Regions from separate parts of the Homo sapiens genome. Here regions 2, 3, 4, 5, 6 and 7 are each linked to region 1. A link is a loop called in an ENCODE intact Hi-C map of the cell type or tissue named here. Cell type or tissue: Caco-2. All regions are shown on one strand.

What was found. Peaks named below come from ENCODE experiments on the same cell type or tissue, not always from the same donor. Only the 100,000 strongest peaks of a DNase experiment are listed, where the experiment ranks them.
Region 2: it touches region 1 in a loop (12-fold over the local background); 46 of 110 quality-filtered maps call a loop at or near these places.
Region 3: a loop joins it to region 1, with 4 times the contacts of the local background. A loop is called at or near these places in 20 of 110 quality-filtered maps.
Region 4: a loop joins it to region 1, with 2.5 times the contacts of the local background. A loop is called at or near these places in 15 of 110 quality-filtered maps.
Region 5: it touches region 1 in a loop (15-fold over the local background); 100 of 110 quality-filtered maps call a loop at or near these places.
Region 6: it touches region 1 in a loop (8-fold over the local background); 22 of 110 quality-filtered maps call a loop at or near these places.
Region 7: it touches region 1 in a loop (6-fold over the local background); 37 of 110 quality-filtered maps call a loop at or near these places.

What each region holds. Positions count from the first base shown.
Region 1 is chr20:31,950,051-31,954,050 of GRCh38, reverse strand. PDRG1 (p53 and DNA damage regulated 1) reads left to right here and starts at 2,005. Exons shown (of 5, transcript NM_030815.3): 1 at 2,005-2,176; 2 at 3,664-3,739. The coding sequence starts at 2,090. In Caco-2, a CTCF peak has its summit at 1,881 (motif pointing right); a DNase peak (open chromatin) is centred at 1,980; H3K4me3 peaks cover 1,546 bases.
Region 2 is chr20:31,820,738-31,824,737 of GRCh38, reverse strand. MYLK2 (myosin light chain kinase 2) reads right to left here. Exons shown (of 13, transcript NM_033118.4): 4 at 3,001-3,299; 5 at 1,156-1,261; 6 at 386-479. Among named protein-coding and RNA genes, the nearest start is that of MYLK2, 3.4 kb to the right of the region's middle. RefSeq lists enhancers at 1-245, 446-972, 973-1,500, 1,968-2,027 and a silencer at 1,618-1,667. In Caco-2, a CTCF peak has its summit at 1,753 (motif pointing left); DNase peaks (open chromatin) are centred at 690, 1,107, 1,817, 2,217 and 1 weaker place.
Region 3 is chr20:32,089,871-32,093,870 of GRCh38, reverse strand. It overlaps HCK (HCK proto-oncogene, Src family tyrosine kinase), which reads right to left. Exons shown (of 13, transcript NM_002110.5): 11 at 1-8. Among named protein-coding and RNA genes, the nearest start is that of TM9SF4, 18 kb to the left of the region's middle. RefSeq lists an enhancer at 2,053-2,848. In Caco-2, a CTCF peak has its summit at 1,807 (motif pointing right); a DNase peak (open chromatin) is centred at 1,790; H3K27me3 peaks cover 352 bases.
Region 4 is chr20:32,016,556-32,020,555 of GRCh38, reverse strand. CCM2L (CCM2 like scaffold protein) reads right to left here. Exons shown (of 10, transcript NM_001365692.1): 3 at 2,673-2,756; 4 at 2,394-2,577; 5 at 1,147-1,613. Among named protein-coding and RNA genes, the nearest start is that of CCM2L, 8.1 kb to the right of the region's middle. RefSeq lists a silencer at 1,667-1,796. In Caco-2, CTCF peaks have their summits at 1,161 and 2,465; DNase peaks (open chromatin) are centred at 1,145, 2,025 and 2,455; H3K4me3 peaks cover 1,896 bases; H3K27me3 peaks cover 885 bases.
Region 5 is chr20:31,851,359-31,855,358 of GRCh38, reverse strand. It overlaps a transcript of DUSP15 not described here. Among named protein-coding and RNA genes, the nearest start is that of FOXS1, 7.8 kb to the right of the region's middle. In Caco-2, a CTCF peak has its summit at 2,490 (motif pointing left); a DNase peak (open chromatin) is centred at 2,478.
Region 6 is chr20:31,877,294-31,881,293 of GRCh38, reverse strand. The region is part of intron 2 of TTLL9 (tubulin tyrosine ligase like 9); the gene reads right to left. Among named protein-coding and RNA genes, the nearest start is that of TTLL9, 8.7 kb to the right of the region's middle. RefSeq lists silencers at 1,132-1,241, 1,252-1,311 and an enhancer at 1,477-1,976. In Caco-2, no CTCF peak of the experiment used is centred here; DNase peaks (open chromatin) are centred at 1,163 and 1,523; H3K4me3 peaks cover 1,651 bases.
Region 7 is chr20:32,029,568-32,033,567 of GRCh38, reverse strand. It overlaps CCM2L (CCM2 like scaffold protein), which reads right to left. Exons shown (of 10, transcript NM_001365692.1): 9 at 3,730-3,868; 10 at 1,388-2,567. The coding sequence ends at 2,254. Among named protein-coding and RNA genes, the nearest start is that of HCK, 21 kb to the left of the region's middle. RefSeq lists a silencer at 2,119-2,168 and an enhancer at 1,830-2,357. In Caco-2, CTCF peaks have their summits at 1,833 (motif pointing right) and 2,046 (motif pointing left); DNase peaks (open chromatin) are centred at 1,947 and 2,386; H3K4me3 peaks cover 568 bases; H3K27me3 peaks cover 186 bases.

The DNA.
Region 1 (4,000 bases):
TCCCCTCCCCAACATTTCCAGTGGCCAGGGGTGGCCTCTAAAGGCCAGTTACCGCCAAGAAGCTGCTAATGTGGGAGCCTCCCTCAGCCTCTCCCCATCCAGGCCCATGTGGTAGGGGTCAAGGGTCAACCTGGTCCAGCCCTCTGTGGGTCCCAAGGTGGAGGAGACGCAGTGCTGGGGTCCAGGCCGAGGGATGCCTGGTGAGCCCCATTTCTGCTTTGGCAAACATCCCCCTTTCCTTCTCAGGGCCTGTGCCTGCATTTCTGAACCAGAAGGTGTTTATACAAAACATCCTGGGTTTGGCGACAAATTCACCCTCAGTGAGGAATCCTTAATGAATCTCCCTCCTTCCCCACACCAGGTGGCTGAAGGAAAAATTAGCTCTGCCTCTGGTAGTTGAAGGCAGCCAATGGCTAGGCAACATAGAGGTGCTGCTGGGGCTTCTGGGGCCACAATTTTTGGGGAGGGTTTTTTCAGGGTCCGGAAATGGCATGGACACCAGGCACTCCTGGCTTGCTGTGTGATGAGGCACTGCCTTTCTCCTGGCCTCAGTCTGCAGCTGTGAAATGGGGCAGTAATAATCCCATCCATACAAAGGTTGCTTTGACACTCAAGTAAGGCAAGGGGTGTGAAGGGGCTTGGTTACAAGAGGTCAAAAGGAGAGAATAAAACGCTGGAATCAGGGAGGCGAGACATCAGAGTGATAATATCGGTTCTGCTCTTTAGACTTTCAAAGTCCTTTCCCAGCGCCTTTTACAGCCATGTGGGCTCAATGCCTCCTTCCCTCTGACCTCCTGCCTGCTTCCCCCCCGCCCATTCTGTTCCACATACGCTGGCTGTTCCCTCTGCCTGGAACACTCTTCTCCTAGGCATCCACATGGCTCACCCCTCACCTTCTTTTCAAAGCCTTGCCTCTCTCTGAGGTTTGTTTTTTCCAGCTATCCAATGAGGAGTTTGGGCGTGAAGACCTCGTGGGAACCCTCTGGTTCTGATGGTAACCATTTTCCACCTGCCTGCCTTCTCTGGGAAGTCCTCCCAATCCTACCACCCACACCCACCTGCTTTTCTGAGCTAGCACTTCATTGCTTACTGCCCATAGTTTTCAAGTCCCTTCCTTATGTATAGGCCAGCTACTCTGGACATTGGGCCCAACACAGGGGCTCAAGTGAACTCTGGTTAAACGGAATTAAAAGTGATTACTGCTTCCTTTGTTTTTTGAGACAGAGTCTCGTTTTGTCACCCGGGCTGGAGTGCAGTGGTGCCATCATAGCTCAGGGCAGCCTCGACTCCCCAGATGCAGGTGCTCCTCCCGCCTCAGCCTCCTGAGTAGCTGGGACCAACGGGCGCGCCCCCCCTCACCCAGCTAATTTTTTTTTTTTGTATTTTTAGTAGAAACGGAGGTTTTACTGTGTTGCCCAAGCTGGTCTCGAACTCCTGGGCTCAAGTGATCCCCCCGCTTTGGCCTTCCAAAGTACTGGGATTACAGGCATGAGCCACTGCGCCCAGCTGATTCCTGCTTCCTTCCGATCCTGTGGAGAGACACTGAGGCGGATTTTTATTCACCCCCTTTTTATAAATTAGAAACTGAAAGTGTCAGAGATTAAACATAAGTCACACTGCCACATGGGCCTTCTTGGTGTTTCTTAGCCAGGGGAAGAATAATATTTCCCAGATCCTAATCACTACCTGCCACGGTATATAATTGTTTTGCCATTAATTGTCGGTGTTTCCCACTAGGATGAAGTTCCATGAGGGCAGGGATTTTGTTGTGTTCACTGCTGCATCCTAAGCACATAAAACTGCTTGGCACATAATAAGTGCTCAAGAAGCATGAACCGAGGGAGTAACGGGTCAGAGGCAGCCCGAGGACTGAGCTCTCTGAGCCTGCAGAGGGCGCTCCAGCCCCGCCCCCAAAGCTAGGCCCCGCCTCTCGCAGCCGGCTGGCGCACTAGTGTTAGAGCCTGCGCACCACCGTTCTTTTAACTGCGCAGGCGCGCCGGAAGCACCTAGAGAGCGGCGCGTGCGCAGCGGGAGTCGAAGCGGAGATCCCGGGGTCGCGCGAGAGCCGCAAGCGGAGTTGGTGGGCGCTATGCTATCACCCGAGGCAGAGCGAGTGCTGCGGTACCTTGTAGAAGTGGAGGAGCTCGCCGAGGAGGTGCTGGCGGACAAGCGGCAGGTGAGAGGCCCCTCCGCGGCGCTGGGGCCTGGCGGCCGGCGCCGTGGGAAAGCGCGCGGGGTCGCAGTGAGTTGACCTGGACAGGCGGTTAACGGCTCCGAGGCGACAGACCTGGGCCGATAAATATTCGGCCGCTACTAAGTGAGCGCCTGCGCTATGCTGGACATTCCTCTCTCTTCATCCTTTCTCTGCCCCTTGCCATGCTCTGTGGATCTCGACCCATCATGCTCTGGGCCGTTTCCCTGAGCACCTGTTTCAAAATGCACTTCCCGGCCCCATGGTTGATCTAGGGGCACCGCCCTGTAAAGGCCCTCAGGGGAGAGCTGGAACCGAAAAGAAGCCTGAGGGGGCCTTGTGACCGGGCAGGGGTGGGGACGTGGGGGAAGGTGGCGCCCTGTTTATGGGGTGTCTTGTTTTAAGTGCCAAGTTTTTGAGGGGAGTTCCTGGGGGAAGGAGGGTGACGTAATTGGATTTAGGTTTTAAAAGGATCCCCCCTGGCTGCTGTGTGGAATACAGAATATAGGTGGGCAAGGGCGGAGGCAGGGAGATGGGTGAGGGGCCATTGGTATGGTCCAGACCAGAGATGGATTTGGACTAGGTAGTGGTGGTGGAGAGAAGTGAAGGGGTCAGAAATGTATTTTGGAGACAGACTCAGTAGGCCGTGGTAGTGGAGCCGGGGGAGTCGTGACTCCCTCTCATCTCCAGTTAGAAGGGTCAGGTATTTACTGAGAAGGGGAAAACTTGGGCAAGATCCTGTCAAATTAAGTACTGGATCAGGGTGTGCTGGATGAGAATAAGAGCAGTTAAAGTTTATCAGCTACTTACTATGTGCCAGGTACTGTGTTAAGTCATTTAATTGCTGGCTCAATAACCTGTAAGGTAGGTACTGTCCGTAGCTCCATTTTGAGGAGGAGTAAATAGGAAGGTGAAATTACACAGCTTGAGGCAGATAGCAGGATTCGAACCTGGGTATTCCAAATCCAGAACCAGCACTCGTGCAGTATACTGTACTACTGCGTCACTTCCTTAGTAGCTATTGTGTTGTTACCACTGTCTCAGTGCCCCCAATCCTGCTGTTCCAATCTAGTATTGTTGGGTTTCTCATATTACTAGTTCAGAATCAGCTGGAGAAGTTTGTCCAAAAATAAACATTAGGCCTGCTTAATCACAGTGTGTAGGGGAAGGGTTTCCACTCCCCTGGTGATTCTGATATGCCCTAAAGTTCGAGTGGATAATGCAGAATTTCCCATTTAGTCAGCACATGTTTTCTCAGCATCTTTTCTGGGGAGAGGGCAGCTGCACAAAGCATTGTCTTTAAGACCAGGAAGCTGAGTGAGAGAAGAAATACATTCACACATCAATCCATTTTAGGCAGGACGTTGAATGTAATCAGGAATAATGCATTGCCTCTGCAACCCTTGTCTGTCAAGAGGTGACAGCTTGGGGCAAGAGATAGCTGAGTTCCCTCCTGTCCCTGTGGTTTTCAGATTGTGGACCTGGACACTAAAAGGAATCAGAATCGAGAGGGCCTGAGGGCCCTGCAGAAGGATCTCAGCCTCTCTGGTAAGTTGAAATTTTCTCAGTGCAGCCCTGGAGGCCTGTTCCGTTTTCCTTTAAGGCCTTTACCTTGTTCCTGATAGAGATCAGGCAGGAGGTCACAGCTGTATAACTCAGCCTTGTGGGAAATTGAAACAGTCCGGGGAGATGGGGGAGCAAATTTTGCAGTTCTGGCACAGACTGTGGTTCAGGATTTTGCCTGCTCACTTCAGTGACAGGTCGTTAGCTCCTGGCTTATCAACGATGGCAGACACTGAGAGAGTGCCG
Region 2 (4,000 bases), 130 kb after region 1:
AGGCTTGTTTACCTTGGCTTCAGCTCCCTGAGGGTGGAGACCACACCCACTTCACTCCCAGACCCCCAGTGCCCAGCACAGGGCCTGGCCCAGAGCCCACACTCATCAGTGTTTGTTGAATTGAACCAGAGGGCATGAATATCCCATGCCTAAAAGGGAAGTCCCCAGATAAGTTCACTAACTGAAGTATCTGGTTATGGGTAGGGTCCTCAGGCCCCTGCTGCAGGGCTGTCCATCCATCTCTCTATCTGTGTAGTATTTTCACTGCAACAAACTCCCATACCAGGCCCCAGGTTCAGCAGCGCTGGTGGAGGGAGGCGAGAGGTGCCCACTCCAAGGATCCCCTCCCCATCCTGGGCAGCCACCACCCCCGCAACCTCACTACCTTGTCTTTGGGAGTCTGTTTCTTGATGACCTTGGCTGCCAGCTTGAGGCCTGTGGCTTTCTCCATGCAGGTACAGACTGCCCCAAACTTGCCACTGGAAAGAGAAGAGGCTGTAAGTGAGGGGACCCCAGAGCCCACCGGGGTCAGTGGCATCCTTTGCTCTGATCCTAACTTGGTCCCAGACCCAGTGGTGCCTCTGGATCCCCTTTGGTGAGATGGGAGCACTCACCCCAGCCAGCCCTGACTCCCTCCTGAAGCTGTGAGCTGTTCTGCCAGGACAATGGCTGAAGCAGGTTCTTTGAACCACACAGACCACGTGCACAGGAAGAGCAGGCGTGTAGGGAGGATGGCCCTGGGATGCGACCCTTAGAGGTTTAGGGCAGGCAGGCCCTGGGCCCTGGGGGAGGGCACCTTCAGGCAGAGGGAGGATCTGCAGAGGTATAAGACTGAGTCAGGGCTTTTTACAAAGCAGGAATCACCATGAGGGGGTCAGTGTGGTGCCTGGAGCTGAGACAGACAGAAAAATGCTGTGTATTTCCTACGGAAGCACTGAATGGCTGACGGTGCGTCTGAGTAAGTGACAGCAACACTGAGTGCACATCAGCATGTGACAGCTGCACACAGTGTGTGTCCCACACAGAGGTGAACATGTCCATGTGGCCATGTCTCAGCGGGGTGTGTGTCTGGGCCTTGCACAGGGGAAATGTGAAGCCACAGGAGCCCGGTGTACTCTCTGTCCATGAGTGCCCAGCTGGGGTCCCAGATCTCACCCTCCGAGCGCCTCCTTGGAGTTCATACTGAATTCACTGCTGACATTCCCGGTCCTCAGCTCCACCATGCGGTGAGGGAAGGGGGCCGGAGGTGGCGGGCAATCATCTGGGGGACAGAGCACAGCCCTCATGGTCAGTGCCAGGGGCTGCTGAGGATTCCCCTTGGCACCACCCCTCCTGCTGGCCTGGGCCCCATCTAGGGAAGTTAAGTTCACCAAGTGATACCTGGGGGACACCTGGCTCCAGGATAGGGGCTATGGGGCCCAGTTTCCAATATCAGTTCTGCCACCAACACAACACTCCTATCAGGGAGGACCAGCTTCTCCTGGCAGAACAAACGGGATGGGAGCTTGGACTTTTTGGACCCTCTGCATTATAAGACACAAGGACTCCATCCCAAGCTATCTGCATTTCCACCAAAAACAATCAAACACAGCAGCTATAAAGCGGAATGCCAGGCAGTGGGGTTGCTATGTCTGAATAATGGGGTAGGTGGTGGGACCTGCCCACCCTCCATCCTAATAACACCGCAATCTGGCCAGACCACCCATGGCGGGGCGGGACCGGGGACCGTGCTGTTTGGTGGGGAGAGGGCGCCACCTAGCGGCAAGTGTGGGGAACCGCTCGCCCTGAAGGCTGGCAGGCCGGCAGGCGGTCATCAGGAATGGAAACCTCTTTATAAATAGCAAGAGGCGGCAGGGAAGCCGGGCTGGTGATAAATCAAACGGCCTTTGGAGGTGGTTCAGATCCTGTCACTCTAGGATGCGATTTCGGGGCGGGGCGGAGGTCTCTGCGGCTGCTAGGGGCGGAGGCAGGGCTCCTGGCTGCCGCCCAGCCGCCAGGTCCTCCCACCCTGTCTGGGTGGCACGGTGCCGCTCACCAGGCAGGCTGGCGGGTCTCCCAGGGCACTTCAGCCTGGAGGCAGGGGGGTGTCAGGACACTCTGGGTTCTCCTGACCCCATCTCACCCCACCCCCAGCCCTGCCGCACCCCTGCCCAGGCCCTTTCCCTATTCACCTGCTGGCCAAGCTCACTCACACTCAGTGCTCTCTGCAGCCCATGAACAAGCCACGGGCTGCTTGTCTAATCATCAATGAAGGCCACTCCACAGTCCTGCCCCATTGCACATGCCCAGCTTCCTTGGTCACTGCTCCCACACACAGGCACCTGTGCTCCTCAGCGCATGAGCCCTCTATAGCTCCCACGACCCCACCCCACTATACAGTTTAGCTACTAAGCCTGGCATTTGAGCCCTTCTACAGATTGACTCCAAATTCCATTGCCCAGGGAGTTTGTGTTGCTCCAATAATCTGCCTGATTTTTCTTTTTTTTAACTTCATTTTAGTCAAAGTAGAAAAAACTCAAAAGTGGGTTCTGGAGTCTGGGTGGCCTGACAGGTTCAAATCCTGTCTTCACTGGATATGTTTGGGCACTTCATTTTCCTTTTTCTGAGCCTTCCTTTCCCCATCTATCAAAAGGGAATACTAAATTTAAAAATAAAAATACATCTTAAAAAATAAGATTGAAGAAAGCCAGGTATGGTTGTACACGCCTGTAGTCCCAGCTACTCGGGAGGCCAAGGTGGGAGGATCACTTGAGGCTGGGAGTTTGAAGCCAGCCTGGGCAACGTAGCAAGACCCTATCTTTTAAAACAAATAAACAAATGAATAAACATACGTTAAAAAAGGAATACTTTCTGGAGTTGTGTGACCCTTAGATGAATGGGCCTGGGTAAGGCTTGGCTCAGGGCAGTTCAGACCTCCGAATAGGTAGACTTGGGACTGACAGCCCCCTTCCCTCCCCCTGGCCCCAGGGCAGCCCCAGCCCCCACCTGCCCCTGGCCTACCCAAAATCTGGAAGCAGTCCTCCTCCCTGGCTGTGAGACAGAGGGCCTGCCCCACCTCGGATTTCTCTGAGGGAACAGCCTGGAACTCAATCCCCCTCGAGGTGTCCCCTTGCATCTTAGCCTGGCCAGCCTGGCCTGGGGTTTTCTCTCCCACTTCCTTCTGGCTCTCTGCCAGGATGTTCTTTCCTTCTTCTGCCTTGGCTGGCCTGGGATCCGTGGGGCTGTGGGTCATGGGCACCCCTTCAAAGGTGAGCTCTGATGCCTCGCTTGGGGGCTTCTTGGCCAGCAGCTTCTCAGAACTAGAAGGTGAGAACACAGAGGTGAAGCCCTCAGCGGCCACAGCCTGTGGCATCAGGCAAGTCTCAATGCAATCTGCAGAGCTAATCCAACCCCACCCCAAATGCATGGTGTAATACAGCCAAATTCACCTGGTACAAAATTAAGGGATGTTCATGGCTGTGGTCATTATCTTGACTACCAACACACTAATACATCATTAATAACTATTAATAGGATTGTTGATATGGTTAATCATCATGTGGATACAACTAGGGAGTTATGTAGCTCTTGATTCATAAAATCTGTTGTGATATAATTGATACATAATTATCAAAGTGATATGGTAAATGTTCTTATTGTGGCTTACAATATATCATTAATGACCTCATTAGCATTCAGGTAAGTATAACTGATGGCATCACACATGTGCTATATTATGGTTATGAAAATATTATCAATGATCCTCCAATCTGGTTATTAGTCATCTTTTCATATCTTACCAATAATTATATTAAGAAGAACAGGAAAATACTGGATGTCCTAGGAAATACACAGCCTTTTGCCTGACACCTTTAGCCTTTCTGCCTGCCATCTCAACCCTGCCCTTGGCTAGACCCAAGCCCATGGAGTAAGGGGAACTTCGGACCCCAGAAGCCTAGAGAAGATATGTTCAACCTAGGCAGTCTTTGAGGGTCTCTCTTACTCCAGTCTTGTATGAATT
Region 3 (4,000 bases), 140 kb before region 1:
TCTGCAATCTGCACCCCAAACAGAGACACCTTTGTCCTCAGACCTGGCCTACGCCAAGATGGCCCCACCCAAAAGCAGCAGAGAGGTGTTCAAGTGAAGAAAATGCGAAATGTCTGCACCAGCCCTCCCTTTTGTGTCGGGAGGGCCCCAGGGCTCAGGGTGGCATTCCTCCATCAACCCATTCAGGTTAGGGGGATCCCTAAGGAGGCCTGGGCCAGTTTGGGGGATTCTCTAGAATTCCAAGACTTCCAGAGAGCACTTTGAAATGTTCTCAGGGAAAAAGCAATGGGACTATTTCTCCAGGACCTATTCTTCCAGGAACACACATACACACACACGTGCACATGCACACACACACACACACACACACACACACACACGAACCCTAGGATACTATGAAGAGCTTTCACCTTCAACTCTCTTTCTGGGGACAACCCAGGTTCATGTCATATTCTGCTATACCTCTCATATCTTCCTCATGCCCCAGCCTGGGTAGGGAAAATTCACTTATTTACTCAACAGAAATCCACTGAGTGTCTTGTGGGTGCCAGACATGTTGCTTGAACAGGTGATGAGCCCGGCAAAGCCCCTGCAGGTGGTAAGTACCATAAAGAAAAGATAAAACAGGCCGGGCATGGTGGCTTACACTTGTAATCCCAGCACTTTGGGAGGCCGAGGTGGGCGGATCACTTGAGGCCAGGAGTTCGAGACCAGCCTGGCCAACATGGCGAAACCCCGTCTCTACTAAAAATACAAAAAGAAGATGAGCATGGTGGTGCACGCCTGTAATCCCATCTGCTCAGGAGGTTGAGGCACGAGAATTGCTTGGACCCAGGAGGCAGAGGCTGCAGTGAGCCGAGATCGTGCCACTGTCCTCCAGCCTGGGCGACAGAGCAAGACTCTGTCTCAAAAAGAAAAAAAAGATAAAACAAAGTAACAAAATATGACCTGTAGAGAGCTTTTTTGGATTGGGCGTTCAGGGAAACCTGCTTTGAGGGGGTGAGATTTTAGCAAAGATCTGAATGATGATAATAATAAGTGTGTCGCATAAGAATATTCTAGGCAGAGAGAACATGAGATGCAAAGGCGTGGAGGTAGGTAAGAGCTTGGGTGTTCATGGAACAGCACAGAGGTCAGTGTGGCCAGCAGAAGATGCCACAGAGAGAGTGGGGAGAGTTGAAGTTGAGAGGGAGGCCGCCAATCATGAACTGCCTTGTAGGTCAGGAGAGGAGGGTGGATTTTATTCTGAGCGTGTTGGGGAGATATTAGAGGCCTTCGAGCAGGAGCGTGACATGTTCTGATGTACATTTAAAGATCACCATGGCTGCTGAGTGACTAACAGACTGCGTGGAGGATTCTTATTCACACCAGGAGCCCTAGAAGCCTCTGATGAAAACACAGGGATTATATCTTGCAGACATTTTTACTTACAAGGGTTTGGACAAAAGCGGTTGAAGATGAACCCTCAGATGCCCAGAAAGCAGCACTTTTGGTTTACAAACTGGGCTTGAGCTCTTTGAGGCAGGAATGATCATAATCTCTGTTTTACAGACATGGAACCACTTGTTCCAGATCACACCACCAGGAAAATTCTGAATGTCAGGCTCAAACCAGTCTGAGGACTCCCAATCCAGTGCATCCTGCTGCCTCTAAATAACCCAGCACTCCAGTGCTCCGGCAGACTGCAGCTGGGTGCAGTCTGATGAAATTATTCTGGAAGTGAGGGCGTCTGACTAGACAGAACAATCAAAGCACCACCGGCCGGCTTCTCAAGGTCTGAGGCAAGTGGGTGGCGCACTTGCAAGGGGTGGACAGCAGGGGGCACCCGAGGCAGTTAGAATGGAGACCCATGCTTTGCTTTTTTCTTTTCTTTCTTCTTTTTTTTTTTCTTTTGAGACAGGGCCTTGCTCTGTCACGGAGTACAGTGGTGGGATCACAGCTTACTGCAACCTGTGCCTCCTGGGCTCAAGCAGTCTTCCCACCTCAGCTTCCCAAGCAGCTGGTACTATAGGTGCATGCCACTATGCCAGATTAAATTTAAAAAGAATTTTTTTTTTTTTTAATAGAGAAGAGGTCCCACTATGTGGCCCAGGCTGGGCTTAAAGGATCCTCCTGCTTCAGCTTCCCAAAGTGCTGGGATTACAGGCCTGAGCTGTCATGCCCAAGGGAGACCCAGAGACCCAAATTTTTCAGTAAAAACTTGGAAGAGACTCTGATTTTGTTTAGAATAGTGGGGGGTGGGGACGAAATGGGGATGAGGTTGCCAGGGTGGAGTGAGACAGCATCTTGGCCCTGGGAGTGTGGGAAATTTATGAGTCCTTAGATGAACAGTTAACAAAAGTTATGATGCTAATGGAAGGCATCATAGCTTATTTATAAGATGATACTTAAACACTTATGTGACATTTACCATGTGCTTTGGAGGAGGCACTTTTGTTATCAGCCCCATTTCCACAGATAAGAAAACTGAAGCCCAGAGAAATAGGTAAGTGGCCCCAGCTTACACAGCTTGCAAGTTGCGGAGCCAGGGCTGGAGCTCCAAAAGCGCTGCTTGGGGTCCACGCACTTACCTGTTACTTGGCCCAGCTTTTTTGCCTTGCTTTTCTTCTGGAGCAAGGACTAATGCTGGTAGTTACCACTGTTTGATGCTCACTGGCAGATGCTCATATGCTACTGATTTTCACAGGAGCTCGATGGGGCAGGGATGACACCCCACTTAGGAGACAGCAGAGGGTAATAGCTAAATGGCTCTGGAGCTGGACCAACTCAGCTTGAGCGCTGCAGCTCTGTGATGTCAAGCAAGTTGTGTCATCTCTCTGTACCTCACTTTTCTTCTCTGTAATAGCACCTGGTTCCAAGGGGTCATGTGAAGATGAATCCCCTAAGCCTACATCAAGGGCTTAGTAGAGTGTTTGGCACATAGTTAAGTATTTATTTAAAGAGTGGCTCCCAGTGCTCCCAGTGGGGGAAAGTGGCACTCAGAGAGGTTAAGCAACTTGCTTGAGGCTACACAGGCAGAGCTGAGATCAAAACAAAACTCTGTGTGACTCCTAAGCCCAGATGCTAATAGTGTTGCTTCTCCAGGGTCTGCTGACTGAATGAATAACGAGTAGGTTTATTGGGCCCAGGTGTAAGCACTGCGGGTTGATAAAGGCGGTGAGATTTCATGACCCCCAGATAGGGTGCCATGAGGTTGGGCACCCTTGGGTTTGCTTCCAAAGAGTATCAGGGAGTCACAGCATCAGAGCTGGAAGGACCTGTAGAGCTCTTCCAACTGAATCCTATGGATGCCTCAAGGTTATATGGGGGTGGGGGAGACAAAAGAAAGGCCACAGATAAGCCCCCCACCCTGCTTCAGTCAGAGCAGCTCTGTTTTGACCTGTTTGTATATATGCAGCTACTGAATAACATTTCATGTCACCCACAAAGCTGTGACTACAGAAACCCCACATGTGTGGTCCAGTTCTCCACCTGCTGCTCCAAGCTGCCTCTCTGAGTCTGGAGGTGAAGACCAAAGCCCCAGGTGGGCTCCTTTCTGTCCCTGGGCTCTGAATCTACCTCTGCTTCTGGACAGATGAAGGCCCAGAACCTCTTTTCCTCCCTTGGTTTGTTTTCCCCTCTGTGAAACGGGCAGAGTGGCTCTTGCCCTGGTCGGTGACTGCTGCCCAGCAGGGCTTCTGCTAGTTTGAAGATGATAATTTAGCAACAGACCAGTCTATTGTCTCCCAGAGGACCTGGCCCATAGGAGTGAAAACACATTTCCATATGCCTCTGGCATTCCAGGCTCTGAAAGTAGAGTCTTTTGTTACACTTTGTGGTGTCCTCTGGGCCCCTGAATTTGCATACTCAAATGAGCCCTGCCCTTGGCATCTCCAGCAGGCCCAGCTGAGGCCCAGGCAGGGTCTCACTCAACTCCCACTATCCCTGGGCTCCTGCTGAGTAGGCTGAACTCCTTCACCTACTTTTGCACAGGCTGTTTCTTTTGTCTAAAAGACCTTTA
Region 4 (4,000 bases), 67 kb before region 1:
TGGCAGGTTTTGGGGGAGGAGGTTGGAGCTCAGTTTTGGATGTGTTGGGTTTGAAACAGTCGTTAGATCTTCAGATGCAGATCACCTAGAAATGGGTAGATGAAGGATAGATGGAGGAGAGAAGAAGATCAAGGACAAAGTCTGGGGCACTCCAACTTCTGAAGAAGAGGAGGAACCAGCTTGGTAGGAGAAAAGCCTGGAAAAGGTGGAGAGCTGGAAGCCAAGTGAGGAAGTGTTTCAAGGGGAGAGAGACAGCTGTGGTGTCTGAGTTTACTGGTTATTATCTGCCTCACCATCTAGACAGGAACTATGTCTGTTTCATTCACCACTGTTTTTATACGGAGGGATCTGGTGGTCCAAGATCAGAGGAAAAGCTTAGAATGCTCAGAACTTGAAGGTGTCTGCTCGCCTGTGAGCTCCCTAAGGGTGGACACCAGATGTCTTTTTCACGTCTGTATCCATAGCACCTAGCCCATTGCCTAGCCCAGAGCTGGCACTCAAGAAACATGGTCGGGTGAATAAAAGCAAGGGTGAATGAAGAGGATGGGGGAGGCAGAGGGGAAGACGGAGGGGGAAGGAAGAATGGCAGGAAGGCTTCTCTCTTGGGTGGCCATCTTAGTTACCAAGAGTACTGGCTCTGAACTTACTGGATTTGAATCTTAAAACCACCACGTGCTTCCTGTGTGACCTTGCCTATGTTACTTCACCTATGGATCTCGGTTTCCTTTTCTATAGAATGGGAATACAGTAGTTGTAATATTTGCCTCCAGAGGTTGCTGTGAGAATTAAATGAGTTGATGCAGCCCTGTGTCTGGCATGAGCTGGCCCTAGATTCACGCTGGTGATTAGTGTCCTCGTGAATGTTACTGTGGTGGGGCCAACACTGACAACGTTGGAGAAGGAACGGGCTGGAGGTTAGATCTAGTTTGTTTTGGCCATTTTGAGAGTTCATCCCATTGAGGGAGTCAAGGGGAGATGCCCTGGAGGTGTCCAGGTCCGGAGTTTAGGAGCCATTAGGTGGGGCAGGTGCAGGGAGAAGGCAGGGGCAGATCCTAGGAACCTGGTGGGTGGGGCGGGGGCAAGGTGGGGGCGGGGAAGCAGCGTTCCCGAAGCCGGGCTTTGGGAGCAGGCTGCCCTCGGGCTCACCCTGTTGGCTACAGCCAGGATGACCAGGTTGCAGTAGGCGTCGGGGCTGGGGTCCTGCGGGTCGAGCGGGTTGGGGCCGGGGTGGCGCCGCTCCCAGCTGCCTCCCCCGCCGCTGCCCGCCTGCCTCCGCTCCCAGCTACCGCCCGGCTTTCCCGCGCCGCCGCCGCCGCCGCCGCCTCCGTGCCGCCGCTCCCAGCTGCCGCTGAACGTCTGCCGTCGCTCCCAGCTGCCCGACGCCCGCGCCCCGGCGCGCTGGCGCTCCAAGCTGCCGCCGCCGCCTCCCCCGGCCCGGGCCTCCGCGGCGCCCCCACCCCACCCCATCCGCCAGTCCAGGCTGCAGATGGTGTGGCGCCGCTCCGCGGTGCCCACCCGCCGCTTCTCGGGCGCCCCGCCTGGCGGGCCGGGGTCGCGTCCTGCGCCGCCTGGGCTGGCATCCACGCCGGCCGGCACCGGGTCCACACCCAGACCTAGGAGAGTCCGGGGGACCGTCAGCCGCGGGGATCGGGACTCAGAGACCCCCCCGCCCCGCCGAGGCCGGCTGGCCACCTGACCTCGCGGCTCTGGGGTTCCACCGCCGCCTCGCCCCCGGCTTTAAAGTAGCGCGGCGGTTCCCCGCCCACTCCGCTTCCACACTTTCGGGCCCGCCCCCGGCCTCAGTCTCCACCCCTGGCCTCTCGGTGGTCTGGCCAGGTGGCTTCCACGCTCCCCACGACGCCTGCGCCCCTGGCCTCAGACCTGCCCTCTGAACAGAGGGTGGTGGTCAGGCTGTCCCCTCCCAAGGGAGCCTTAACTGGGGACCCAGTCCCGGGTTTCAGGGACCGCCCCCTTGGATTCTGACTTCCCGCCTCTCCTCAGCCCCGCCCCTGGAATCAGGCCCCGCCCCCAGCCCAAGGGTCCACTCTAGCCTCAGAGCCGGGTGGTAACTGCGGATCCAGCCCTGGCCTAGGTCTTGGGCTTCTCCACCCTCTTAGTGCTCCACCACCTGGCCTCAGTGTAGTGGCTCAGGCCACCCACCTTCATCCTCAACCTCAGGCCCTGTCTGCTTTCCCAGAGCCTCTTCGGCCTGCCCCTAGTCTCAGGGTAGTATGGTCAGACCTTTTCCATCTCCTCTGCCCCCGCCGCAGGTCCCTCTCCTTCTCCATCCGCACACCTCCGGCCCCTGCCCCTGCCCCTGCCCCGCCCCCGCCCCCGCCCCTCCCCCGCCCCCGCCCCCGCCCCTCCCCCGCCCCCGCCCCCTCCCGCCGCACCGGTCTTGAGCACTAGCAGGTGCAGCGCGTCGTCCTGCAGGTAGGAGGCGGCGGCGATCTCGTGCGTAGGGATTCGCAGAATGAGCTCTTCATTGTCGCGCCAGGTGAGCAGCAGGCAGCGGGCAGACAGGCTCAGGATGCTGTCCTGCTCCGCCGTGGTCTTCAGCGGCAGCTCCTTCAGCTGCTGCAGGGAGGGGCAGATCTCGAGTTCCCGAGGTCCGCAGGTAGAAGAGGGAGAAGGGAGCGAGATCCTGCCCTCCTCCCTCCCCAGAGTCTCACCCTGGCGGTGTCTAGCAGCTGCAGGAGCTCGTCCCGACTGGAGGGGTTCAGTGAGGAAGTCACCCAGGTAAGGTGGCCCAGGAACTGGATGGAAATCGGGGTGAGAGAAGGACACAGAGATGTCACCCTGAAACCTTGAAGAACCCTGGCCTTCTCATTGATGCAGTGCGGATAGATTGAGATAGAAATACATGAATTAATATACCTGATAATAACTTTTACTGAGCCCTTAATAGAAGCTAGGCAAAGTTCTGAGCGCTCTCTATATATTCACTCATTCACCCTTGCTTTAAGGATGAGAAAAACCAAGGCAGGGTGTGGCTAACTAAAGAACTTGCCCAGGATTAGATAGCTAGAGAGGATCAAACTGGGATCCACATGCCAGAGCCCACACTCTCAACTGCTGGCTTATATTGCCTTAACACATAGTCATCTAGCTATAAGATTCCATAGGGAAGCAAAAGTTATTATAACAGCTTGAAAGAACTGACCACCTGTAAATTTCCTCTGGCCTGAGTGGCTCTCTCTACCCCAAGCATCATTGTCAAAGGAATTGCAAATCACTTGCCTTCCTTATGGTCTTGTTGCAGAAGTCAAATGGAAAGGGAAGAATGTTGGATCAAATTAGTATACCATTTTGTCAGGAAAAATGATGCACTAAATCAACAAATTTTTCCTTTACTCTTATATCCTAATGTTAGCACTTAAATGTTACTCAATATAATAGTTAACTTTTTTTTGAGATAGTCTCAGTGTCACTCAGGCTGGGGTTCAATGGCAAGATATCAGCTCACTGCAAGCTCTGCCTCCCGGGTTCAAGCGATTCTCCTGCCTCAGCCTCCTGAGTAGCTGGGATTACAGGCACGTGCCACCACGTCCAGCTAATTTTTGTATTTTTAGTAGAGACGGGGTTTCACCATGTTGGCCAGGCTGCCCTCAAACTCCTGACCTCAAGTAATCAGCCTGCCTCAGCCTCCCAAAGTGCTGGGATTACAGGTGTGAGCCACCATGCCTGGCCAACTTTTAAAAAATTATTTTTAGTTCTATTCCTCTAGGTGAATCCACCAATCAAACATTTTCTCTTCTTTTTATTCTTTATCAAATTTCAGCCCTCAATTTTTAAGCAGATTTATTTGTTAGTTTTTCCCTCCATATAGGGTTGCCAGATAAAATATAGGATGCCAGTTAAATTTGAACTTGAAAACAACAATTTTTGGCGGGCGTGGGGGGGCTGGAGTCTCGCACTGTCGCCCGGGCTGGAGTGCAGCAGTGTGAGCTCGGCTCACCGCAGCCTCTGCCTCCCAGGTTCAAGCGATTGTCCTGCCTCA
Region 5 (4,000 bases), 99 kb after region 1:
TTGTAATCCCCAAAGCAACACTTGTATCAGTTTCATGGCCATTCATGGATGTGCGCAGAATGGCAAAAAAGGTAAGTTGCCCCCCAACCACCCAGGAACATTCGAAGCTCAGGTCAAACAAGGCAATTCTCTGCCTTCTTATTTCAGCTCTCATATGTAAACACGTGTCCTTTTTACAGTCTGTTTAGTGCCACATTTTTTATGTTTTTGTGCTTTTTTGTTGGTGATTGAAAATGGCCCCCAAGCATAAAGCTGAAGTGTGGTCTAGTGTTCCTGAGTGCAAGAAAGCTGTCATATGCCTTCTGGGGAAAATACAAGTTAGATAAGCTTCGTTCAGGCATGAGGTTTAGAGCTGTTGGTTGCGAGTTCAGTGTTAATAAATCAACATCATATTAAATAAAGTTCCTCAAACAGAAACACACAGAAAACAAGGTTATGTGTTGGTTGGTTGATGAAAATGGTATGACCAGAAGCTGGCAGGGACCTAGCCCTGTATTTCCCCTAGGAGCAATGGTTCCTTAGTCCCTAATTTAGTGTTTATGGGAACTTTATAGAACATAACTAAACTCCCTCAAATAACGAGAGTTGACTGTACCCTCAGACACACACACCCAGCAAGGGCAACACCAGGCTGCTCACTGACCCCTGAGTGCACCACGCCCTTCTATACCTCCAGGACTTTGCTCAAGCTCTTCCCTCTTCCAAAAATGTCACTCCATCTCTCAACTTCCTACTGACCCTTCAAGGCCCAGCTCAGTGCATTCAACAAATACATACTGGGGGTGTCCTGTGTGCCAGGGACCATTCTAGTCGCTTGGAGACCACAGCCATGAACAAAACCAATACACCTCTAGTCATGGTGATAGCACCCTCTGCCCTGTGCCCACGTCATCTTCATGTTATTCTTAATACAATAAGTGTCACAATAAATTACCACTGTGTGCCAGGCACTTATCTAAGCATTTTACATGCACCAGCTCATCTTATACCCACCCCAACCTCACGAGGTTAGGTGGTATTGACACCTACAGACATTTGCAGACAATAAAATCAAGCCTCAAAAAGTCTCACTCCTGGCACCCACAAGGAACTGTGGCTTTTCTGTTTTGGTGTCCATGTTTCCAACAAGACCTGGAGTCTCTGAGAACAATGATTGAGTGCAATTCATCAGTTAAATCCCCCTCAGTGCATGATTGAGTGCAATTCATCAGTTAAATCCCCCTCAGTGCTGAACGAGAGAAATGTAGCAATACATCTCCTGATGGCCTCCTCTTTGACCACACTGGCCTTGCCTGAATTATCCATCTCTTTTTCACTGCAGGCCCTTTGCCTTTGCTGTTCCTTTTACTGGAACACCTTTCCCCAGCTGTTCATCAGGCTCCATCCAGGTTTTAGCACAAATGTTACCTCCTGAAAGAGGCCTTTTCTGACCACACTCTTTAAAGTAGCCTCCCAGGCTGGGCACGGTAACTCACACCTGTAATCCCAGTGCTTTGGGAGGCCGAGGTGGGAGGATCACTTGAGCCCAAGAGTTCGAGACCAACCACCTGGGCAACATAGTGACACCCCCATCTCTACAAAAAATATTTTACTATTAGCCAGACATGGTGGGGTGCGCCTGTAGTCCCAGCTACTTGGATGAGGTGGGAGGATCACTCGAACCCAGGAGGTCGAGGTTGCAGTGAGCCCTGATCACCAGGCTGGAGTGAAGTGGTGTGATCACGGCTTACTGCAGCCTCGACCTCCTGGGCTCATGTGATCCTCCTGCCTCACTCTCCCAAGTAGCTAGGACTACAGGCATGTACTACCACACCTGGCTAATTTTTATTTTTTATTTTTTTTAGTAGAGACAGGGTCTCACTCCTTTTACATTTTAAGAAATGTTCTCTGACCCTAAAAGATTTTCTCCTACATTATTGTCCATTAATTTTTTATCATTTTTTCTCTTACCTGTGGTTTTTAAAATCATCTGGAGTCCACTTTGTGTATGACAATAGGTAGGGATTTCATTCTATGGCTCGGCAGATAGCAAACCACTGCCATGATTTTATATCCCATCACTCTATTTATTTTTTCTTTTATTTATCACAAACCATAATTTGGAATATAGTTATTTCTGTTTAACTGATTACAGCTGTCTTCTCCCATTAGGCTTGAGAGCAGGAACCATGTCTATCTTATTCCTCATTCAATCCCCAGCCCTAGCTGGGGTCCTAGTAGGAGCTCAAATAATATGTGTTGTGGGGAGGGAGGGAGGGAAAGGAAAGGGAAAAGGAGGGAGAGAGAGGGCAAGGGGCAGGGCAGATTCTCATCCCTCTGCACGGCCCAGTGCCCTAGCTATTCCTCCCCAAATGCCCCCCCAAGGCCCCCATCCCCAATCCTCCAGGCCTGGATGGTGCACAAGGGCAAGCATTTGGAGGGCACCAACAAAGAGGCCCCTCCACCTGGAAGAAACGATTCCACTCTGCCTTCAACAAGAGCGCCACCTTCTGGGCTGCAAGAGTGAGTGCAGCCAGCTGGACGCCTCCAAGTTCTTTTTTTTCTTTTGAGACGGAGTTTCGCTCTTGTCACCCAGGCTGGAGTGCAATGGCGAGATCTCGGCTCACTGCAACCTCCGCCACCCAGGTTCAAGCGATTCTCCTGCCTCAGCCTCCCAAGTAGCTGGGATTACAGGCGCCTGCCACCAAGCCCAGCTAATTATTTTATATTTTTAGTAGAGACAGGGTTTCACCATGTTGGCCAGGGGTCTCAAACTCCTGACCTCAGGTGATGCACCCACCTTGGCCTCCCAAAGTGCTGGGATTACAGGCATGAGCCACCATGCCCGGCCAACATCTCCAACTTCTACAAGACCACATTGTGTCTGCCGCTGTGGCCCAGGTACCATCCTGCCCCTGGAGGTAATGGCCAACGATGGCTGTCTGGCAACAAGGATCTCTTTGCTCATCTATAAAGTGGGTGGTGGACTCATTGAGCTTAAACTCATGTGCTGGTCAATTTAGGACGCCTAGACCACACAGTTTATCTCCCCACTAGAAAAGGAGGAAACTGGCTGGATGCAGTGGCTCACAACTGTAATCCCAGCAGTTTGGGAGTCGGAGACAGGTGGATCACCTGAGATCAAGAGTTTGAGGCCAGCTTGGCCAACATAGTGAAACTCCATCTCTACTAAAAATACAAAAAATTAGCCAGGAGTGGTGGCGGGTGCCTGTAATCCCTGCTACTCAAGAGGCTGAGGCGGGAGAATCACTTGAACCCAGGAGGTGGAGGTTGCAGTGAGCCGAGATCGCACCATTGCACTCCAGCCTGGGCAACAAGAGCAAAACTCCATCTCAAAAAAAAAAAAAAAAGAAAGAAAGAAAAGGAGGAAACTGAGGCCAAGAAACAGGTGGACCTTGCCTGAGGCCATACAATGAGCTGGGGTACTCATCTGGGATCGTCTAAATTGAGGGGGTTCCTCCTGGGGCCCAGGGAATAGCAGGCTGTCTCTTGCTTGATGCAGTTACCAGGGCCTGGGCGCCCCCTGAAGAGGTAGGCATGCCCTTTAGTCCGAAGGAAGCTCCTGGGAAGTGGCTGAGCCTGCCTGCAGGTCAGACCTGCTGAGTGTGTTCTTCCAGCCCCTGCAGCCTTGCCAGCTCAGTCACCTCTCAGCAAGTCACCCACTGGCCCCACCCTCTCTGGCTATGACCTCCAGCACCATCATTTACCTCATCCCTCCAGAGCACCAGCTCCAGCCCTGTCCCCATGCTCCCACCCGCTCCACCTTTTTCTACCTCTCCTGCAGCCCTCCCTCCATCTGCAGCACCACCAGGCCATTCCCTTCACCTCCACCATCTTCAGTTTCATTGCCCTGTCTGCAGCCACCCCATCTTCTCCACATTCATTCCTTTGTCCTCCTTGGGTCCATCACTCCACCCCCATGCACCCCATCGGGTCCAGCTCCATCACCTCCGGCTCCCTCACTGTTCCCATCAGCTCTGTCTCCCTCATTCTGTCTGTA
Region 6 (4,000 bases), 73 kb after region 1:
AGGGAAGACAGATGTTAAACAAATAGTCACATGAATAATGAATTGTAGTAAAAAGGCAAAGTTCAAGGCACTCTGAAAGCAGATAAACTCATTTTTTGTTGTGAGAGGGAATTAAAAGAAATAAGAGGTTGACCAGGTGCAGTGGTTCATGCCTGTAATCCCAGCACTTTGAGAGGCCAAGGCGGGAGATGGGTTTGAGGCCAAGAGTTCCAGACAAGGCTGGGCAACATAGCAACATAACATAGAGACTCCTCTGTCTCTACACAAACTAAAAAAGAATTAGCTGAGCATGGTGGCACACACAGGTAATCCCAGCTACTTGGGAAGCAGAGGGAGGAAAATCGCTTGAGTCCAGGAAGTCGACTGAGCCAAGATAACACCACTGCACTCCCTCCTGAGCAACCAAGTAAGACCTTGTCTCAAAAAAAAAAAAAAAAAAAAGGAAAGAAAGAAGAGAAATGAAGGTGCCATTCATGAATGAGAGCTGGGATTAAGAAGTAAGATGGAGGCTGGGCGCAGTGGCTCACGCCTGTAATCCTAGCACTTTGGGAGGCCGAGGCGGGCAGATCACGAGGTCAAGAGATCGAGACCTGGCCAACATAGTGAAACCCTGTCTCTACTAAAAATACAAAAATTAGCTGGGCGTGGTGGCGAGCGCCTGTAGTCCCAGCTACTCAGGAGGCTGAGGCAGGAGAATCGCTTGAACCCGGGAGGCAGAGGCTGCAGTGAGCTGAGATAGCGCCACTGCACTCCAACCTGGCGACACAGTGAGACTCCGTCTCAAAAAAAAAAAAAAAGTCGGTTGGGGTGCGGAGAGCTGAATTTTACTGTAATTCATTTTCCCTCTTGGACTTTCATTTTTCCCATTCTTAAAATGGGAGAGTTGGTCTGTGCCCTCTTGGAGGGCAGAGGTTTGTCTGATTCACCTGTGTCCCTTGGCCGGCACTGAGCTTGGCTTGGAAAAGACACTAATTAGCGTTGTTTTGAATGGATGAATAAACGGATGGATGGATGGATGGATGGACGGATGGACGGGCAGGCGGGTTTCGCCAAGTCAGGAAATCTGAAATTCTGAGGTTCAACTTCCCCTGGGGTCACGGAGCTTAGAGTCCCACTGTTGTGTAAACTTCCCGCCAGCTGGCCGGGCTCGCGGGACTTGCGCAGCAGCTTGGGCGGCGCGGTGCATGCCGGGACTTGTAGTCTTTCCTCTGAGTTCCTCGGCTTTTTTTCTTCCTGTTTTCGGAATTCCTCCGCGAGAACAACCCACCCCGCCCCCCCGCCCCACCCCTACCCATTCCGCGAGGAACACCCATCCCCAACCGATTTTGAATCCCTCTGCTGCTTTCCTCCCTTTTTCTAGGGACGATAAAAGCATCTGGGTCAGGTCGACTCCTACCTTCGGTCGCGACATAACGCGATTCCCCAGGGGCCAGATCCAAACCGCCACCGCGCGCCTCGCGTGCTTATGCGTCCCGTTGCCAAGGCGACAGACAGGCGCCTGGATCCGCCGCTCTGATTGGATGAGCCAAGGGCATGCTCTCGGCGGAGTGCGCAGGCTCTGGTCCACCAGAACCTCTGGAGGCTATTGGGCGTCCTGGCAGCCTAGGTCCCCCGACTTCCTCAACCTTTCTTTTCCAGCCTCGCCTCTCCGCGACCCTGGGGCAGTTCGTTCAGAGGCTGGCTCCCTCTGCCCCACGCCGCCTCCAACTGCACTTTCCTTAAACTGGGAGCGCTGCATCTGAAAAGTTGTCAGCTTTCGGTAAATGTAATGGTACTGAGTTTCCTTACTTAACGAAGTTACTCACTAAGTCACCTGGTCAGTTGGTCAGTCGGTAACGCGGCCAGTCGCCTCTGCTATCCCAGCCGCTTTCTAATCTTAAGGGCTATAGCCTCACCAACATTAGATGTTGTCCATCTTTTTCCTTTTAGTGATTACAGTGATAGCTCATTGTAGTTTTTTTGTTTGTTTGTTTGAGACGGAGTCTCGCTGTGTCGCCCAGGTTGGAGTGCATTGGCGCGATCTGGGCTCACTGCAGCCTCTGCCTCCTGGGCTCAAGTGATCCTCCTGCTTCAGCCTCCCGAGTAGCTGGGATTACAGGTGCATGCCACCATGCCTGAGTAATTTTTGTATTTTTAGTAAAGACAGGGTTTCACCATGTTGGCCAGGCTGGTCTCGAACTCCTGACCTCATGATCCACCTGCCTCGACCTCCAAAAGTGCTGGGATTACAGGCGTGAGCCACTGCACCCGGCCAGCTCATTGAAGTTTTAAAAGTACTGAGGGGTTGACTGGGAAGGACATGAAGGAACTTTCTGGAGTGATGGGGATTTCCATCTCTTAATAAAGATGTGGGTTACATGAGTATATGCATTTGTCAAAATTGACTAAACTGAAAACTTAAGATCTACGCATTTCATTATTTGAATGCATAGATCTTATTAGATCTATAGATAATATATATGAGATATATATAAGAAAGAGACAAAGTTATCATTTGCAGATAGCATGAGAGTTTAATTGTTCAGAGTCCTTGGTTACAAAAAACTATCTTTGATTAACTGAAATAGAAATGGAATTCATTGGTAGGATATTGAATGAGTCACAGAGTTGTTGGAAATCAGAATTAAAAAATGGGGAAGGAATTCAGGGAGTCTATCTGATCAAAATTATGGTCAAAATCAGAGTTTGCAGAAACTTTGATTGGGGTGCCATTTCTGATTATTACTGGACATCCCACACCACTACTGGCAAGACTGCTGCAAATAGTACTGGATGCTGTTGCTGGTACTAGCACCTCTGCTCAATAGATACCACTACTAGTACTGGAATTGGCCAAATGAATACTCAACAGACACCTGCTTTGTTGTACTATTTGCTTCAGATTTAAAGTCCACAAACAGCTTTAGCTGCTAGGACTAGAGTACCTGCCTCTTCTAGCTTCATACAGTAGTAGTGTGGAAGATGCTGCTAGTTGCCTACACAATATCCATTCTTCCCTTCTGAAATAGATGTCCATCAGAACTGTCTGCATTTAAAAATCCAAGATAATCTACAGAGTATTAGAACAAATAAAAGGGTTTTTTGTTTTTTAAATCAATCCAAAAATGACTCACTGTATATTGAATTTCTATATACCAACCATAGCTGATTGGAAACTACAATAAAAATATATAGCAACAGAAATATAAGATATGTAGAAACAGATCTAATAAAGTATATGAAAGACATTAAACCACAAATTCTTATGCTTCTACTCTGTGTCCTGCTCTGTTCTTGACTCTAAAAATACAGCAGAAAGGAAAACTGACAAAGCATTTTCCCTAATAGAGTTTATATTCTCATAGAGAAAATTATAAAATATTATTAAAGGACATCAAATAAATGCAATGATATACCATGTTCATGGATGGGAAGGCTCAATATCAGAAAGATGTGTATTTTCCCCAATCCAATCAGGATTTTTGAGAAATCTTGTCAAAATCAAAAGAACAATGTGTATATGTTGGGGCAAGGAGACACTTCTCTGCCTACCAAGCCAATGAGGAGTAGAGCTTCAAAACAGACACAGGAGAGAGTGTGTGTGTATACTTGATGTATAATAGAGGTGGCATTATAAATCACTGGGGAAAAAATAGAGGACTCAGTAAATGGCACTGAGAATTTACTTTCCATAGGGTTGAAAAATAGATGCCTAATTAAATGGATTAAATAAATATAACAAATATTTAAGACATATACATGTTATATTTATTATCTTGGGGTGGGAAAGGACTTCTTAGATAAACAATAATAATAAAGCACTATTCATAAAGGAAAAAGATGATCAGTTTAAATCTGACTACCTCAAAATTTAAACTGCCAGGCCGGGCGCGGTGGCTCACGCCTGTAATCTCAGCACTTCGGGAGGCCAAGGCAGGCAGATCACGAGGTCAACAGATTGAGACCTGGCCACCATGGTGAAACCCCGTCTCTACTAAGAATACAAAAATTAGCTGGGTGT
Region 7 (4,000 bases), 80 kb before region 1:
GACTAGTATAGAAGGAAGTTATAAATTTCAGGATTAACAGAGAAATGCAAATTAAAACAACTTGCCACCTTACACCCACACTGAATGCAAAGTTACAAAATCAGATGATGAAAAATCTGATGAAGATGTCGGGAAACAGCATCCTTCACTCACCGTTGGTGAAAGCCATTCTGGAAGAAGTTAATGAAATTCAAAACCTGCCCTGTGATCTAGTAATTCCACTCTTGGATTTAGAGCCCAAAGAAATGCTCACATAGGCCCATAAGTTTCATGTACAAAAATGTTCATCAATCACAGTGTTGTTTGTGGTAAGAGGGAGTTGGAAGCAACCTGGGTGTTCATCTCTGGGGAGATGGATAAAGAAAACAGCGGATGCTCAACTCGAAATATTTTGCAGCAGTTGGATGCAACAGTGAGATTTTTCAACAGCACATATGTAGGTATTTAAAACATTATAGGGTGGCTGGGCTTGGTGGTTCATGCCTTTAATCCCAGCACTTTGGGAGGGCGAGGCAGGAGGATCACTTAAGCCCAGGAGTTCTTGCAGTGAGCTGTCACTGCACCATTGCAGTCCAGCCTGGGTGACAGAGCAAAAACCTGTCTCTAAAAATTTTCTTAGTTTTCTTTTTAAATAGAAAAACATTACAGAGTGAGAGAAGGAATAGAGTGAAATTCTTATGTAATATCATTTATACAAACACACACACAAAGCACTGTGTAGTTTAGGTCCAGGGACATATATCAGCACATAGGGTTAGGCGCTCATAGTAAAGAGGGAAAAGGAGTGTGGGGAACATGTGGATCAGGAGAGGGTAAAATAAAACATCAGAAGGGCCCTACATGGACCAGTGATGATGGGATGATCATTTACCACAAACCAAGTATGAATTATGGAACTCTTTGGACCTGGAGTCCTAATAACATTTTTTTGAAAATTGCTAACAGTGCCTATTTTATGGTGTGTACAATGTGTCTGGCCATGGAAGCCTTTGCAAGGTTTTACAAACACATTTTGGATCTCCTATGTGAGTCTCTGGCCTCCTCTCAGGCCTCATCCCTTTTAGCTTTCCAGCCTTTACTCAGGCTGTGCTGAATGCTGTCCTTATCCTGACTTCTCTACCTCTCCAACCTTTCCTTCCCATTTCTTTGACTACCCCAGACTCCCAGATAGCTGCCTGTGGAGTCTTGGCTATTTCTTGTTTGTGACTTGAGCACAGAGCTAGGCTGTAACAAGGCTGCAAGGGAACAAGTACTGTTTCTTCTTCCCAAACAGTGAACTCCCCTGAGGATCTTCTGAATAGCTCACCACCACTTCAGTTGGGGTAGGATGCACCCAGACATCTTTTGCTTATTACAAGGCAAGAAAGGTAAACTGAGTCATAAAATGTTTGATGTGGAAAGGAACAACATTTATTGAGCTCTTATCGGGTGCTAGACCCAGTTCTAAGGTCTTAACCCTCAGTAATCCCTGTGGCCACCCTGTTAGGTGGATGGGGGCTGAGCTCACTGGACAGATGGGGTAACGGGAGGCACACAGAGGTTACGACACTAACCAGATAGAGGCTCCAGATCCTGGAGCTGAAAAAACCCTTGTTTGGGGTCTTAAGACCAGAATGGGACCCAGATCATCCCCCTGAGTCAACCCTGGGTGGAGGAAACCGTCTACTCCACACTGACTGTACAAGTCAGGCATCAGGGGATGGGAGACCCTGACATTTAGAGCCTTAAAAAGACCTTCTACACTGTTTAGTATGGTCAGTTTGAGGTCATATAAGGAGAATCAGGAGATTCCCTCAAGCCCCGTCCTCTCTTCTTGAACCATAGTTTCTCAATCTGTAAAATAGGACCGAGTTCTGGAAATTCTTTTCTCAGTCGGCCAGCAGGTGGAGCCCACTCTTCATGCCTTCCTCAGCCTCCAGAAAGCTGCGGCGTCCCGGGGAGGAGGGTGTGTTCTGGGGCTGATCCCTCTGGACTTCTGGGACAAAGCAGGATCGCTGCTCAGCCCCAGCCCGGCAGAGCGGCCCAGGAGCCCCGGGTGACTGCCCCGGACTTCAGGGCCCGGCTTCGCTTTCCCCCTGCAGGACACTCCAGGTACTGCATGGCCCCGGGCCCCAAGGGCAGGGAGCGAGACCCTGGAGTGAAGACCCCCCGGCCCCGCCAGGTGTGATGGGGGGGCCCTGGGGATAGGGTCCCCGAAGCAAAGCTGAGACTCAGAGGTGGGCTGCTGAGCCACGCCGTCCGCAGGGGCGGTGGCTACAGGTAGTTGTCTTCTGCGGCGTCGCTCCCGCCCCTGGAGCCCCGGGGCTCATCCTCGTCGTCGTCGTCGTCATCGGGGGCCAGCGCCTCGATGTCGTGCGTGATGTCAGCCAGCAGCCGGTGGAAGGCCTGTGCCTCGGGCCGCTGCGCCGCGCCATCGTAGCTGCGCACTGCGGAGGCCGACGTGGAGCTCATGCTGCGCTTGATGCGGCCGAAGCTGTCAGTGAGGATGCCGCCCTCGCGGATGCCCACGCCCTCCAGGAAGCCCTCGAAGTAGCCGATGTCCTGGTCCGGGATGAAGGGCCGCATCCCTGCGAGCCGAGGGGCATGGTGAGTCCCCAGGACACGTTCCCTTTCCCTTCCACAGGGGAAGCGTCCTCTCTGCAGATCTGGGTGCAAATCCCTGCTGTCACTCACTGGCTGTGTGGCCTTGCCCAAGGTCCTTAACTGTCTGAGCCAGCGAATAACGACACAGCGCTCAGCACACAGTGAATGCTCACTACATACTAGATTACTGTACTTTTATTATTATTATTATAGCCTCTGCCTCCCGGGTTCAAGAGATTCTCATGCCTCAGCCTCCCAAGTAGCTGGGATTACAGGCGCACACCACCACGCCCTGCTAATTTTTGTATTTTTAGTAGAGACAGGGTTTCATGTTGGCCAGGCTGGTCTTGAACTCCTGACCTCAGGTGATCCGCCAGCTTCAGCCTCCCAAAGTGCTGGGATTACAGGTGTGAGCCACCTCGCCAGGCCTATTTTTGTTATTATTAGTACCATCATTATATTCCCATTGATTAATTATGTTGAACCTCATTTTCCTCACCTGTAAAACAGATAATTGCACCTGTTCTCTGGGTAGGGATGTGAGGATTAAATAACAAGGTACTCAGCACATACTGAGCACTCTGTAAACAGTTTGTTTTATTTCCATTCCTACTTACTAGCTATGTGACCTCAGTCCTTTACTTTGTAACTCTGAGTCTCAGTTTCCTCACCTGCAAAATGGGGACCATTAATAGTATCTACTTCTCAGAACTGGGGGCATTTAATGAGATGATGCTTGGCACAGGGTAACTGCCAAGCACATGTCAGCTTATTCGTATTATTCCTCCTGTTATTATTAGCCCTCCTTACTAGCTGTGTGACCTTGGACATGTTCCTTAGCCTTTCTGAGCCTCAGCTTCCGTGTGGGGTAAGATGGGAAGAATCAGTCCCTCTCGCAGCTTTGCTGTGAGGATGAAATGGCCACACCACTGCTTAGTTCTTCTTATCAACAGTGTCTCCCAGCTCTGACAAGTCCTTTCCCTACTCTGCACTTTGGGCTCCTCATCTGCCCTGTGAATCTCATGATCTGGGTTTCATCAGAGGCTGAAAGATAAGGAGAAAACATTTGCAGCCTGGTGCCTGACTGGGATGGCATGGACCAAGCAGGGGCCCTAGCTGACCTCTGGGGGTACAGCGGGGGCTCACCAAGGAGGAGGAACTTGCGCCGGTCTCCGTAGAGCTTCAGCAGGCCTGTGCAATAGTCCTGGATGGGCAGCCCCAGCCGGTACTCCCGCAGCAGCATCGCAAACTGCTGGATCTCGAGGGGCCCCAGCTTACTCCGCAACTATGTGGGGGACACCATTCGAGATCAATCCCAGGAAGCAGCGCCACCCAACCCCTGCCTGAAAGGCCCAGAGCCTTCCCTAAGGGCATGTTTGGTCCAGCTCTCCTCTGAAAACCTTCCCATGGGCTATTC